2 separate regions of the Homo sapiens genome follow, and region 1 is linked to region 2. Evidence: read pairs that join two places in POLR2A ChIA-PET (ENCODE). Cell type or tissue: Panc1. All regions are shown on one strand. Links, peaks and the distances in the headings refer to the core of each region. The heading gives the core; the rest is flanking DNA. Region 1 overlaps SOS2 (SOS Ras/Rho guanine nucleotide exchange factor 2). Region 2 overlaps LINC01599 (long intergenic non-protein coding RNA 1599).

Region 1 (7,022 bases), core at 2,548-5,047, 70 kb after region 2:
CAGCTCACTGCAACCTCCGCCTCCCGGATTCAAGCAATTCTCCTGCTTCAGCCTCCTGAGTATGCTGGGATTACAGGTGCCTGCAACCAGGCCCAGCTAATTTTTGTATTTTTAGTAGAGACGGGGTTTCACCATGTTGGCCAGGCTGGTCTCCAACTCCTGACCTCAGGTGATCCGCCTGCCTTGGCCTCCCAAAGTGCTGGGATTACAGGGGTGAGCCACCGTACCCGGCCCACCAGAGGGCTTTAAGCACAAGTAAAACAAGGTCTAACTCAGATTCTAAAAGGATCATTCTGGCTGCTCTACTAAAAACATACTGAAGTGGAGAAGATAATAAGTCAGGATGCTTACTGTAATAAACAAGGTAAAAGTTATGGTGGCTTGGACCAGGGTGGCAGCAGTGGAGATGGCAAAAAATTGTTAGATTCTGGATATATTTTGAGAGTAGTCAAGATTTGTTGATAGGTCACATTTGGCGTGTGAGAAAGGGAGAGAAGTAAAAGATACTTCTATTACACTATTTTTAGCCTAAGTAACTGGATGCTTGTAATTAGAATGGAGATGAGGAGGCAGTGAGAGGAACAACTTTGGAGGGGATAATAAGAAGCTCAGTTTCAGACAGGTAAGGTTTGAGATTCCTATTAGATATCCAACTGGAGATGTTAAATGGGTAATTAAATATATGAGTCTAGAAGTCAGAAGAGAGGTTCTGGCTAGATATAAACTTGGGAATTATCATCATGTAAACGATACAAGACTGAACAACCAAGTGAGTGAGAAGAGGTCCAGAAACTGAGTCCTAAGGCCTTCCAATGTCAATAGTTTGGGAAGGTGAGGAGGAACCAGCAAGAGAGACCAAGCAGTGACAAGTGAAGTGGAAGAAAAGACGAGACAGTAGGATGAATCTTCATGCATGTAACTTTTTCCAAACATTTATTGGGTATTTTGTATAAATAAAAGGCAGAGGCGTTGTCTTTCTTGTTTGCCACTGAATCTCTTGTGCTTAGCAGGGTAACTGGTACAAACTAAGTATTCAATTATCTACTGAATCAGTAACATCAAAGGGTGTGAACATTTTTATGGTTTGATATGTTGTATTCAGATTCCAAAAGGGTTATACTAATATACCAATTTACATGGGGATAAGTAATGTGCCTTTTACCATAGGCTTGCTCGTACTAAAACAAAAAAAAATACATTAATTCAAAAGACTAAAATGGCAACTCACTATTGTGTAAAATTCCTCAGATTTCTAATGATGCTGAACTATCTATAATTATCTATGTTTCTTTACAAGGTATACTTCCTTTGATGTGAAGTACCCATGTTCATTGTGAATGGAGTCTTGCCATTTTTCTCATTTCATCTGAGTACTTTTCATACTTGCTATGAATATTTTATTTTCTTTGGGGATTTATTTTAGAATATTCAGAATTTAATGCAGTTATTCTCAATTTTCTATTAAATTTCAAAATGTAAAATTTTCTTATATGGAAAATGTATTTTACTACCATTCAAAATAATGTCTAGAATTCCTACTTCTACGATGGCACAGTGTTATGGGTTGAATTGTGTTCCCCCAAAGATATGATGAAGTCCCATAACCTAGTACCTATAATTGTGACCTTATTTGGAATATAGTCTTTGCAGATGTAATGAAGTTAGGATGAGGTCATTAAAATGGATCCAAATCCAATATGACATGACCAGTGTCTTTATAAGAAGAGGAGAAGAAATAAAGAAACATACCGCGAGAAGACAGCCATATGACAATGGAGGCAAAGACTGAAGTGAGGCATCTACAAATCAGGAGATGCCAAGGATTGCCAGCAAATGCCAGAAGGTAGAAGAAGCAAGGAAGGATTCTCTTCTCCAAGTTTCAGAGTAAACATGGCCCTGCCAACATCTCGATTTTGGATTTCTGGCCTTCAGAACTGTGGGACAATACATTTTTGCTCTTTTAAGCTACTCAGTTTGTGGTGCTTTGTTATGGCAGTACTAAGAAACTAATAGTGTAATGACATTTCCACCACAGAACAACAAGAAAAATAAGAAATATCAACAAACTTCAATAAAGCCAGGAAATATATGAAGCTGAAGCTTTAATTCATGAAGGTAGATTATAATGTATATGGAGACAGATGGAGGAAGATGAAACCCTACAGAGAGTAATACTGACAAGCAGCAGCAAATCTGCCCCACAGAACCAAATAAGGATTCAGGAGCTAAAGGCATTTGGTACAAAGGAAGGCATGGACATGAAAACAGAAGACTTGGTTAAGTCTGGATAAGGGAGAGTTAGAACCCCATTCTCCTCTCCCCTACTTAGTGAGGCCAGGCAATGACCTCATTCCCACCTCTGTAGGAGACTGGCAGTTTTATTCTCCGGAAAATCTAAACCCCAGACTTGGGATACTAGTCTGAGCTGAAAACACAGATATCCATACTACATGGCGAGATTGCCCCAGGCAGAAGATTCAAAGATCCTTCTTTAGAGAAACTAAACATTCTTAGAGAAAATGCCTACAGATTCTAACATTTGGGGATTTCCTAAGTAAAAAATTATCATTCCATCACTCTACAGTGAAACCCACAAGTCAATAAGTGCCATGGATATAGATACAGCACTTCCCATCAGTTTCCCCCTCATTCTAAAATATGAACAGAAATACTACTGGACAAGAAAGGAAAGCCTCCAATATGAAAGACAAGAGACTACAACTAATACAAGAAAGGAGGTCAGAAAAGAGACAACACTAGAAACAAAACAAATTTTTTTTCAAAAATACTGTAATTATTCATCATCTCAAATATTCATCATTTCTTTGTGGTGAGAACATTTAAAATCTTCTCTTTTATCTATCCAGAGATATACATTATTATTAACTATAGTCACTGAAACTTTGCATCCATTGACTAAAGTCTCCCCTTTCCTGGTCCAACCCTGCCCAGCCACTGGATATGCAACTTAGCTGATTTGATCATTCCACAATGTATCAAAACATCAGATTGTACCCCATAAACATATACAATTATCTGTCGATTAAAAATAAAATTTAAAAATACTATAATTATTATCCTAAGAGAGATAAGACAGTGCATCCATGAAATTAGAATAGGATGCTATTAAAAAAAGGCACAATCAGAGGTAACTGAAAAGAATTCTTAGAAATTTAAAATTATGACAGATGAAGAAAATAAATAGAAGAGCTGAAAGATAAAGTGAGGAAATCTTCCAGGAAAACAGAACAAGAAGACAAAGAGATGGACAAGAGGTGATAAAAGACAAGAAAATTGGAGGATCAATCTAGGATGTATGAGAATAAGAAAAAGGAGCTCCACAAAAGGAGTCAGAGAACATGCTGGGGGAAAAATTATTACCAAAGCAACAGGAAGCATTTTCTGGAAATCGAACACTCGAATCTCTAAATTTAAAGGGCTCATTAAGTAGATGACAAAATGAAAAAAAAAAATACCCACATCAATGCAGTTCATTGTGAAGCTGTAGATTATTAAGAATAAAGAGAATGCCTTAAAAGTTTCTTCAACATATTGTGGCAGAGCCTGCTGCTTCCCAGTACACCTTTCCCTTTTTCCTTTTAGTAATAGGATCCCATGAATTTTGGTAAGGCAAATGGCTACCTAGTTAGAGACGTTTCTTAGCTTCCTTTGTAACTAAGAAGGTCTCCTTTTTTTTTTTTTTTTTTTTGAGACAGAGTCTCACTCTGTCGCCCCAGGCTGGAGTGCAATGACACGATCTTGGATCACTGCAACCTCCACCTCCCGGGTTCAAGCAATTCTCCTGTCTCAGCCTCCCAAATAGCTGGGACTACAGGCACACGCCACTATGCCCAGCTAATTTTTGTATTTTTAGTAGAGATGGGGTTTCACCATGTTGGTCAGTCTGGTCTCAAACTCCTGACCTCAGGTGATCTGTCTGCCTCGGTCTCCCAAAGTGCTGGGATTACAGTCGTGAGCCACCGCGCCCGGCCCAGATCATGTTTTTATAACAAAGCTCCTTGCCCTCCATCTTCCTGCTAGCCAGAAAATGGTAACAACTACAGCAGGTACTCAAGACAGAGATGGAAGTCACATCTTGAGAATTCTGAATTGCCCTGCTTAGCTGGAAAACCCAGTGGAGCAGAGTTGCTTACTTGCTCTGGCTATTGTGAGGAATAAACTTCTATTTCATTTAAGGCTCTGTATATTTGGGTCCCTCTGTATGACATTGGGTCCTCTGCTACTGTTAAGTATGCTCTAAGTTTAAAAAAAGATTGAAACTGTAGGATCATTGAGAGAAAGATATTTGTCTATTTCATTCACTGCTATCACTCTCACATCTAGAATAGTGCCTGCACATTATCAGGCATTTAAAAATTATGTACTGAGTAAGTAAATGAATGGTATTAGACTTTTCAGCAGGAATTATGAAAGGCAGAAGACCGTGGAGGAAAATGAGTTCAAAATTCTGAGTCAAATTATTTTTTACATTCTATTTCCAGCTAAACTATTAACAATTAAATGTATAATAGGCTTCCACAAAATAAACAAAAAAAGGTATAATAGGTTTCCATATATGCAATAACTTAAAAAGTTTAAGTCATATGTATTATCTTTTCTCACGTAGCTACTAAAGGAGCTACTCCTATTAAAATCAGGGAGCATATCAAGAAAGAAGATGAGGAATCCAAAAACAAGGATCCAACACAGGAGGGAGGCAAAGGGAATTTCTAGGATGACAATGAAAGAAAGTTCTAGGATGACAGCAGGGTCAATACCTGAATATCAACCAGTCCAAACTGGAACGGGGGACAAAAAGGCACCAGGAAGGAAGATTCTAGGAAAGAAAGAAGGGAAAGGGAAAGGGAAACGAAAAGAAAAGAAAAAGGAAAACCCTGCTAGGTTCCCTGATTTGCCTGACTTTATGGAAAACTGCTATGAAAGGGCATGGAAAGGTGCTAAACAAACATACAAACAAACCTAAACAAACAAACAAATCTAAACATTAATGAGGCAATTATGAACTCCAGGAAACAGAGCTATACAAGAAAGGAAGCATAGCAGTGAATAATATTTGCCCCAAATGTGGTTAAGTATAGGCAGGGTAGACATGAAATTCTCATCCACCATAAGAGGAGATCAGTAAACATTGTCTAAAATTAATGACTCAAGAGAGACTACAAAAACATCATTTAGAAATGTGGAAGTGTCCTTGGAGAACAAGAAAAGGAGTGGGGAGACTTGAGGTAGAGAACCACTGTTAATTTCATTTTAAGTGTCTTAGCACTATTTCCCTTTTAAATTCTATTAATATGTCACTTTGATAAATTTTTTTTTGGTAGGGAGGACAGGGTCTTGCTATGTTGCCCAGGCTAGTCTTGAACTGCTATGTTGCCCTGACCTCAAGTGATACTCCTGCCTCAGCCTCCCAAAGTGGTAGGATTACAGGTATGAGCCACTGTGCCTGGCCAGATAAAAATTTTTTAACCTAAAATATAAAATTAAACATTTAAAAGACTAAGCTTATTTTTCTCATAAGATAGGGAAACTTGCTACTATATATTTTACTATGCTCGAAGCAGATGTTCTCCAGATTGAGAGAATTATACCCAAAGGTGCTGTGTTCATTTTTGAGTTATTTTGTTTTAAACAAATGACCACAGAAAGAAAGTTTACAGCATTAAAAGTTATAAATTATGAAATAATTAGGAATGATAGAATAGTGCTTTACTTAAAATTTACTGCTTTAATTAAATAAGATGATGTAAAAAAAAATAAGTGACTGAGGATATCCCGGGAACCTGATAAACATTTACTATATTATTGCCATGGGAAAATGATTTGAAAAGGGTAAGGAAGAAAGACAACTGACATGAAATTACTATTCATTCTATGCCAAGCAATATTTTAGATGGTGTTTTTTTGTTTGTTTGTTTTGTTGTTTTCTTTTTTTGAGATGGAGTCTCACTCCGTTGCCCAGGCTGGAGTGTGGTGGCCTGATCTCAGCTCACCACAACCTCTGCTTCCTGGGTTCAAGTGATTCTCCTGCCTCAGCCTCCTGAGTAGCTGGGACTACAGGCGTGCACCACCATATCCGGCTAATTTTTGTAATTTTTTAGTAGAGACAGAGTTTCACTATGTTGGCCAGGCTGGTCTTGAACTCCTGACCTCGTGATCCACCTGCCTTGGCCTCCCAAAGTGCTGGGATTACAGGCGTGAGCCACCACACCCGGCTAGGTGTTCTATACAGTTATTTCATTTAATCCTTAACAAGTGTGGGGAAGGTAAGTAATTTCTTCAAGGCCATACAGCCCTTAGAACAGATCATAAAAAATGATGAAAATAAACTATAGTGAAGCTTAAGTAGTACACAGTTGTAAGCAAATAATTAAATTTATTTATAACTTTTCTTGTTCTTTAATATTGCCAAAACTCAAAATACTCAAATATAATCAACCAGATTATTATCTTTACAGTCATTTCATTAAGAATCAACTTAAATTATACTTACTTGAATGTGGCAAAAGCACTGGAGCAAAGATGCTATTGCTGCCTATTGGAATAAGAAAAATTAATTTGAAAAGGAAGGTAACATGTAGGTATTATTTTTTAAATGTTTCCATAAATAATACGTAATACACAGTGCAGAATTTTATCATCATCTTTTGCCATGTTAGTTTTTTAAAAAATTAACTCAGAACCTTCTGTATCTAGAATGGTTTTCCTTCTTAGCATTAAGTGGTTCCCCCTCTATCACAGAACTTATCTATTTGTTTTCTTATTCATCATCTATTGCTCCCTTTAGACTGGTAGTGGGACCCAAAAGGTACTAAACAAATCTTTGTTGAATGAGTAAATTAGAAGATAATATGCATCAACAATGCACAAATTATGCTCTACTTCTTGTATTAATCATTATTTTCACATTTAGATATCACTTTTCACACTAATATAGTTTGCAAAGGATTCTATAGTTCCCTAATTAAAATGATAAGAATTATCTGAGACACAGGATTCCTTTT
Region 2 (7,022 bases), core at 1,596-4,095:
GGGGCCCGGGAGTTAGCATGCTTGCCTAGGACATCTGTGGAATCTTTATTTTCCCTTTTTTCCTGCTGAATGAGGTGAGAGAGTTCTCTAAATGGGTATGGGGTCAAGGAACACTTATTATTTTTGGAATAGTTACAAAGATCTCTCAGGCATAAATGAGACTTGGAAACTGGACTACTCCTCCCCTCCCCACTTCCATTTGATGAATGACAGCTCTTCATGTATGACACACCTACCATGTGACATGCACTGTATTAGATGCTTGACTTCTGTTGTTTTAGTTGGCACGTTCTTTTCACACAGTTGAAAATGAGGCCCAGGTGCTCACGTGATTTTTAGAACCTAGGGTAGAGCCTGGAGCATCTGCCCTTCACCTCCATCTTCCTCACTCTGTCAGCCTTTCCCAAGGCATTCTCAGTAGAGGCCTAGTCTGGGGGGACCTTCTGTGGTCAGATGAATTGGTTGGGCACTGTCAGCACTTTATGTGCCCCTTGGTTTCAGGATGCTGTGAGCTGAACATCACAGGATACCCTAAGGCCTAAACTACAAAGTGACAAACCCAAAGGGCCATTCTGGGGTGGTTAATGCAGCAACTTAACAGCATCAAAGATCAAGACCAGTTTCTCTGAGATTTTCTTGGCTTTTCCCTCATGATTCCAACAGGACTGCAGTAGCGCCAAGCCCATGTCTTCACATGACAATGTCCTAAGGCAGGAAGGGGCAAGTACTCATCCTGTGTCATGTTTTAAGAGCCAAGAAATCCTTCCTAGAGGTTCCCAGGGCCGATCGTCTTTGCATTCGTTACATGCAGGACCACAGCACATGGCTATAACTAAAGCAGTTACTGAAGGAAAATGGCTCCGACCTGTGAACATTTCATCCTGGGACCAGGGAGGAGCCCATGAGACACACAGGTGCTATAAACCAACAAAACTGAGGGTCTCTCAGCAAAGGCGTGCGGCAAGGAATGTTGAGCAGGAAACCAACACGGTTTTCCATACCCTTCTTGAAGATTTGCATTGCACATTAATATGTTTAAGGCTCTATTGTAAAGAAAGGTATTTTACTTCTTTTTTTTTTTTTTTTTTTTTGAGACAGAGTCTCACTCTGTCACCCAGGCTGGAGTGCACTGCCGTGATCTCAGCTCACTGCAAGCTCCACCTCCCGGGTTCATGGCATTCTCCTGCCTCAGCCTCCCAAGTAGCTGGGACTACAGGCACCCGCCACCACGCCCGCTAATTTTTTGAATTCTTTAGTAGAGACAAGGTTTCACCGTGTTAACCAGGATGGTCTCGATCTCCTGGCCTTGTGATCCGCCCACCTCGGCCTCCCAAAGTGCTGGGATTACAGGTGTGAGCCACCACGCCCGGCTGGTATTTTACTTGTTTTAACCCAGTGCTTCCCAGACTTTTTTTTTTTTTTTTGAGACAAGAGTCTCGCTCTGGAGTGCAGGCTGGAGTGCAGTGGTGGGATCTCGGCTCACTGCAACCTCTGCGTCCCGGGTTCAAGCAATTCTCCCGCCTCAGCCTCCTGAGTAGCTGGGATTACAGGCGTGCACCATCATGCCCGGCTAATTTTTGTATTTTTAGTAGATTCAGGGTTTCACCATGTTGGCCAGGTTGGTCTTGAACTCCTGACCTCAAATGATCCACCCGCCTTGGCCTCCCAAAGTGCTGGGAATTCAGGCATGAGCCACTGCGCTCGGCCCAGACTTATTTTTTCTTGGAGTTCTTATTAACTCCCTGCAGACACGGTGAGCAAAACTGGGTCCGCCATGCTGTTTTCCTCAGTTAAACGACTGTCCTGAGAGCTCTTTGGCACAGCCGTGCAGCCAGATAGTGCCCTTTGCAAACACCAGAGAACAATGAGAGCTAGAAGAATGGCTGGGTTCAGTCATTTGAAGGAAAGAGTTTTCTTTGGCTCATTTAATGGGAAATAAAGGCAAGAGTTCTTTCCTGTGGGCTTCTTTTCCTTTTGGCCATTCTAAATTAATAGGTTTAAGACATTACTTTTAGTTTAATTTCTTTCCATTACACTTTCAGTACTCCAGTGCCACCAGGGAGGGCAGCAATGACTGCTTTTAATAGTGATTAAAGACGGACCCATGGTTAGGTCAAACCAGGCCTGCACCTCCTCCCATGCTGCACGTGCATCGGCATCAGCAAAGCCTGCAAGAATGCTCTTGAGTGATGACTTCCCCATGGCCACTTGTCTGCAGCAAGCAGCCTGCCAGAAGCCGGGACAGCTGGCAGCCCGTGCCCACCAAGCTCTCAGCCCCAAAACCTCTCCTTCTCTCTCCTCCTCAGTCCTCCTGTCTCCCCACCCATAGTGTGTTCTCTAGCAATACATCCATTAGTTGTTTCCCTGCTGCTAGACATCTAGATTACTTAAACTGCTTTTGCTGTTGGAAGCAATGCCTCCCTGAGCATGCGTGTGAGCATTTCTCAAAGGTAGATCCCAGAACGAGGAATCACTTGGTTCACCAGGCTTGCACATTTAAAAATGTGACAGATACAGGCTTTTAAACTGCTCCATCGCCTTGGTGCAGAATGGAACTCCTGAGAGGTGAGGTCAGCGAGAAGATGTGAGTGGCTCTGAGCTGACGTTAGCCTGTGTGTTCCTGTCCCAGCACTCACACCGTGCAGGGAGGGAGAAGTTACGAGTGGCTCTGAGCTGGCCAGTGGACCGCATGTTCCTATCCCGGCAGTCACACAGTGCAGTGAGAAGATGTGTGTGGCTCTGAACTGGCCGGTGGACCGCGTGTTCCCGTGTGGCACTCACACCAGGCAGTGAGAAGATGTGTGTGGCTCTGAGCTGACGGTAGCCTGCGTGTTCCCGTCCCGGCACTCACACCCGTGCAGTGTTGCTTCTCCTGCACTTGCTGATCCTATAATTGATATAGGGAAGGGCCTGGTAATGGATTGTCTCAGGGGGAAAAAATGATTCCCCTTCTATGTTTCTGCTCAGTCATTTCCTCTTCCGCCGGGGTGGGATGAGATAGGAATAGGAAGGGTTTGAGGAAAGAAGTCCTTTGTTTAAAAATAGCAGAGAAGTGCTGCTTGGTAATTTCCCTGATTTTTACTCACTGAAGAACCTGACTCCAGCTCTTCTTGAGTTTGGGATGGACAATGGAATGGCTTGGCGCCATCCTAGGCTCTGTCATGCGTTCATGCAACAAGCATTTGTTGAACACCTCAGGGGTATAGCATACTGATTGATCAGGGCATCACTGGCCTTCATGCAGATGTGGGGTCCTGGGAGCCCCCTACTATTTGAGTCAAGGCCTGTTTCATTGTTCTTGACTGAATGTTTGTGTTTCTCCCAAAATTCTTATGTTGAAGTCCTAATCCTCAGGGCAATGGTATTTGGAGATGGGGCTTTTAGGGAGGTAATGAGTTAGGTGAGGTCACAAGGGTGGGGGGCCTCGTTCTGATGGGACTACTGTCCTTTAGAAGAAGGAACACCAGAGAGCATGCTCACTCTCTCTCCCCCCTCCCCATGTGAGCACTTAGCAGGAAGGCAGCTGCCTGCAAACCAGGAAGAGAGACCTCACCAGGAACCAGATTAACTCGCACCCTGATCTTGGACCCGGAACTGTGAGAAAATACATTTCCGTTGTTGAAGCCACCTAGTCGATGGTATTTTATTATGGCAGCCCAAGAAGACTAAGACAGCTGGGTAGCTGGGAGGTGCCATGGGGAGCACACAGGGACTTGGGGAGTGACCAGCCACCCACTGGTACAGAAGTATTTCAGTATTTCAACAACAGATACAAAAATGCTAGCACCAGCACTGTTCATGGGGTTTACATGCTAGTGAGAAGAGACAGACAATATACAAAATAAGCAAAATAAATAGTGTGTCAAATGGTGTAACCTCTGTGGAAACAAACAAGGCAGAGAGAGAATTAGCAAGTGCCTTGGAGGAGGGAGGTTGCTACTTTATGTTGTACAAAGAAGGAAAGAGAAGGAGAAAGGCGTGCTCCCTATCCTTTAAGGCACACTATCATTTAAGGGCATTTTACAGAAGTTGTGCACACTTACTTATTCTTAAAGCCTCTTGCTCAGAACTTAATCATACAGCCACACCTTGCTGAGAGAGAAGATGGGAAACACAGACCAAATTCTGGAAAGCCATGTGCACAGCTGTGGGTCAGGGGAGGTGGGGGTCTCTGCTACTGAAGGTGCAGAGACTAGGAATTGGGAGGCCACCAGCCACAACAGGGGAATAACATGACTGGATTGTGTTGTAGAAAGATAATTTTTCAGGATCTGTTGGGAGACAGTTCTCCATGCGTCTCTAGCATTTGTGGGTGTCTTATGAGCAGGAGCACTCACTGCCTCTGTTCTGGAATCTCTTTCCAAAGGCATTTGAATAGCAAATAGCCTTGGAAGACAAGACTCTCCCTTTGGAGCAAAGTACAGGCATGCTTAGTGCCTAGTATAAGAAAGATAATGTCTTCTGCAGAAGAGGTCAGAGACTTATTGCCTATCATAAAAGATGCTGATTCTCTAAGCTCAGCATTCCTCCCCTCTAACACAACCCACTGTGTGTGCAGGTGCAACTGGGCCTTCTTTATGTTGACCTGTGGAAATTGGAGCCAAGGGAACCAGCATAAGAACATATACTTAATTTCCACTTTACAAGAACAGATATATATATATGTAATTATTCCCATGTATCAAGGGAAAATTGTACCTTTACAATGAAAAGATCTGGCAGACACCACCTTAACAAGGTGATCAAACTTAACACACCAATAACTGACATCATGTGTCTCTTAATGTGATACACTGAAAAGAATCCAGTGTTATCTCTGTTAAAAATATACAGCATGACTCTAATCATGAGGAAAAAGCAAATCCAAATTGAAGGATACAAAAAATGCTAATATGATGAAATATAAAAAAGGACAGGAAAACAATTCTAGGTTACGGGGGCTAAACAGATAAGACAACTAAATGCAATTTGTTATCCATGATTGGCTCTTGAATTGAAAAGGGAAAAAAAACTATCATAATATCTTATATCCATAAACAAATTCCACTTGGCAAAATTGAATGTGGATATATATTAATATTAGATATTATTATATCATTGTTAATATTTCTTTTCTTTTTTTTTCCTTTTTTTTTTAGACAGAGTTTCAATCTTATTGACCAGGCTGGAGTGCAGTGGCGTGATCTTGGCTCACTGCAACCTCTGCCTTCTGGTTTCAAGCGATTCTCCTGCCTCAGCCTCCCAAGTAGCTGGGATTAGAGGTGCCTGCCACCACGCCTGACTAATTTTTTGTATTTTTAGTACAGATGGGGTTTCATGTTGGCCAGGCTGGTCTTGAACTCCTGACCTCGTGATCCACCTGCCTTGGCCTCCCAAAGTGCTGGGATTATAGGCATGAGCCACAGCGCCCAGCCCTGTTAAATTTCTTGAATGTGATCACGGTATTGTGACTGTGGGGAAAATGTTCGCATTCTTAGGCAATACATGCAGAAATATGTAGGGGAGAAGTGTCATGGCATCAGCAACTTATTTTCAAATGGTTCAGAAAAAACACACATACATGAATATATAGGGAAAAAGAGAACATAACTGTCACTAAATGCTAATAACTGGTGAATCTAGGTGAAGGGTATGTAGGTATTCACTGAATTATTCTGTCAACTTCTTTGTAGTTGGATTTTTTTAAAACAAAAAGTTGGAGAACATGGAAAAGAATCCTGGTGGCCTGTGAAGGATGGATGGGGGCAGGGGGTGGACCTGGTTTGGGGACAGCTGTACTGGGAGCTCTGTCCCCTCAGGAAGTCTCTCTCCACCACTCATCATGGCTTCTCCCTGCAGCATGTCCCCTCGCTGCTGCAGGCAGGCTTTGCCAGGCTGCAGATGCATGGCCACAGGCCCCTCTGGATTCCCAGCCTTCCAGCAAGCATCTAGAGAGAAAAGAGCCTGCTGCAGCTAGAAAAACCCTGGGATCTAATGAGCTCAGCTTGGGTCATGTGCTCCTCCCAACTCCCACTCCTACCCCTGCCAACCACCCATTGGGTCAGACCCATGCACTCCAGGCACTGAGGGGAGAGCTAGGAGGGAGAATCAATCAGACTCGGGAGGGAGAGGGCAGAGCAGCAGAGGGTTAAGGATGAGCCAATGGTTTCTAACTAGGGGGACTAGGGAAGGCAGCCTTAACTGAAAGAGAATACAAGACAAGCCAGTTTGGGTGTTCTGTTTTGAACTCGATAAATTCAGAAGCTTTGCGAGGATCTAGGGGGAGAATCTCACAGATTGCTGGGAATACAAATCTGTAGCTCAAAAACGCATTGGCAGTGCCTGCTGCTTGATGAAGGCATGGGTGTGCGGGCTTCATCTGGAGAATGCGGAAGATTCCATCATGCCTAGCAGGCTAGCACGGAGCCCCCTCTCCTTGTAACCAGGCTCGTTGGCGACAGAGATCCTGGCAAATTATGAGGAAGTAGAAGCTGGGAGCCATTCAAAGTCATCACATCCACGTTTCTCTTCAGGGACTCAGCCAGGGCCGCTCCTGCTGCTTGTTCCAAGGCACACTGGGAGTTGTTGGGCAAATATTTGCACAACATTTAGGCCCTAAACCTGCAATGGCCTGAGCCCCTCCATGACAGAGCCTCCTACCCGGGTGCAGGCAGCTCTCTCAGCTTCTCCATCAAACCTAGCTACAGCAAGGGCTGTTGAGCCACTCCAAGCTCAAGTCTGGTTTTCCAGAAAAGATGTCCTGCCAAGAAATGTGTTACTGAAGAGGGAAAGGGAAATATAACCAAAGGCCAGGGTACTGGCACCTTTCTCCTGTCCTCTCCTGAAAACAGGGACCTCTGCTTCCTTTTGCCTTCTTGTTCTGTGTTCAGGAAAAGTTGTGTCTGTGGTTAATCTCTCGAGATCCGGAGGGAGTTGGAAATGGGTTTGAATTCCAGTTTCCCCATCCCCATCACTTCCTTGGGAGTCAGTGAAAGTCACTGAGGTAACACAGCAGAGCGCTCGGCATATGAGAAGCGTGAGCC

The links. ChIA-PET counts read pairs that join two places held together with the same protein. Peaks named below come from ENCODE experiments on the same cell type or tissue, not always from the same donor. Only the 100,000 strongest peaks of a DNase experiment are listed, where the experiment ranks them.
Region 1: POLR2A ChIA-PET joins it to region 2 with 8 read pairs; 10 of 35 experiments call an interaction of 5 or more read pairs at or near these places.

What each region holds. Positions count from the first base shown.
Region 1 is chr14:50,123,450-50,130,471 of GRCh38, forward strand. SOS2 (SOS Ras/Rho guanine nucleotide exchange factor 2) reads right to left here. Exons shown (of 23, transcript NM_006939.4): 21 at 6,512-6,553. Among named protein-coding and RNA genes, the nearest start is that of VCPKMT, 10 kb to the left of the region's middle. In Panc1, for the core only: no CTCF peak of the experiment used is centred there; no DNase peak of the experiment used is centred there.
Region 2 is chr14:50,053,917-50,060,938 of GRCh38, forward strand. All of the region lies in intron 2 of LINC01599 (long intergenic non-protein coding RNA 1599), which reads right to left. Among named protein-coding and RNA genes, the nearest start is that of LINC01599, 48 kb to the right of the region's middle. RefSeq lists enhancers at 2,036-2,095, 2,146-2,265. In Panc1, for the core only: no CTCF peak of the experiment used is centred there; no DNase peak of the experiment used is centred there; H3K27ac peaks cover 2,063 bases.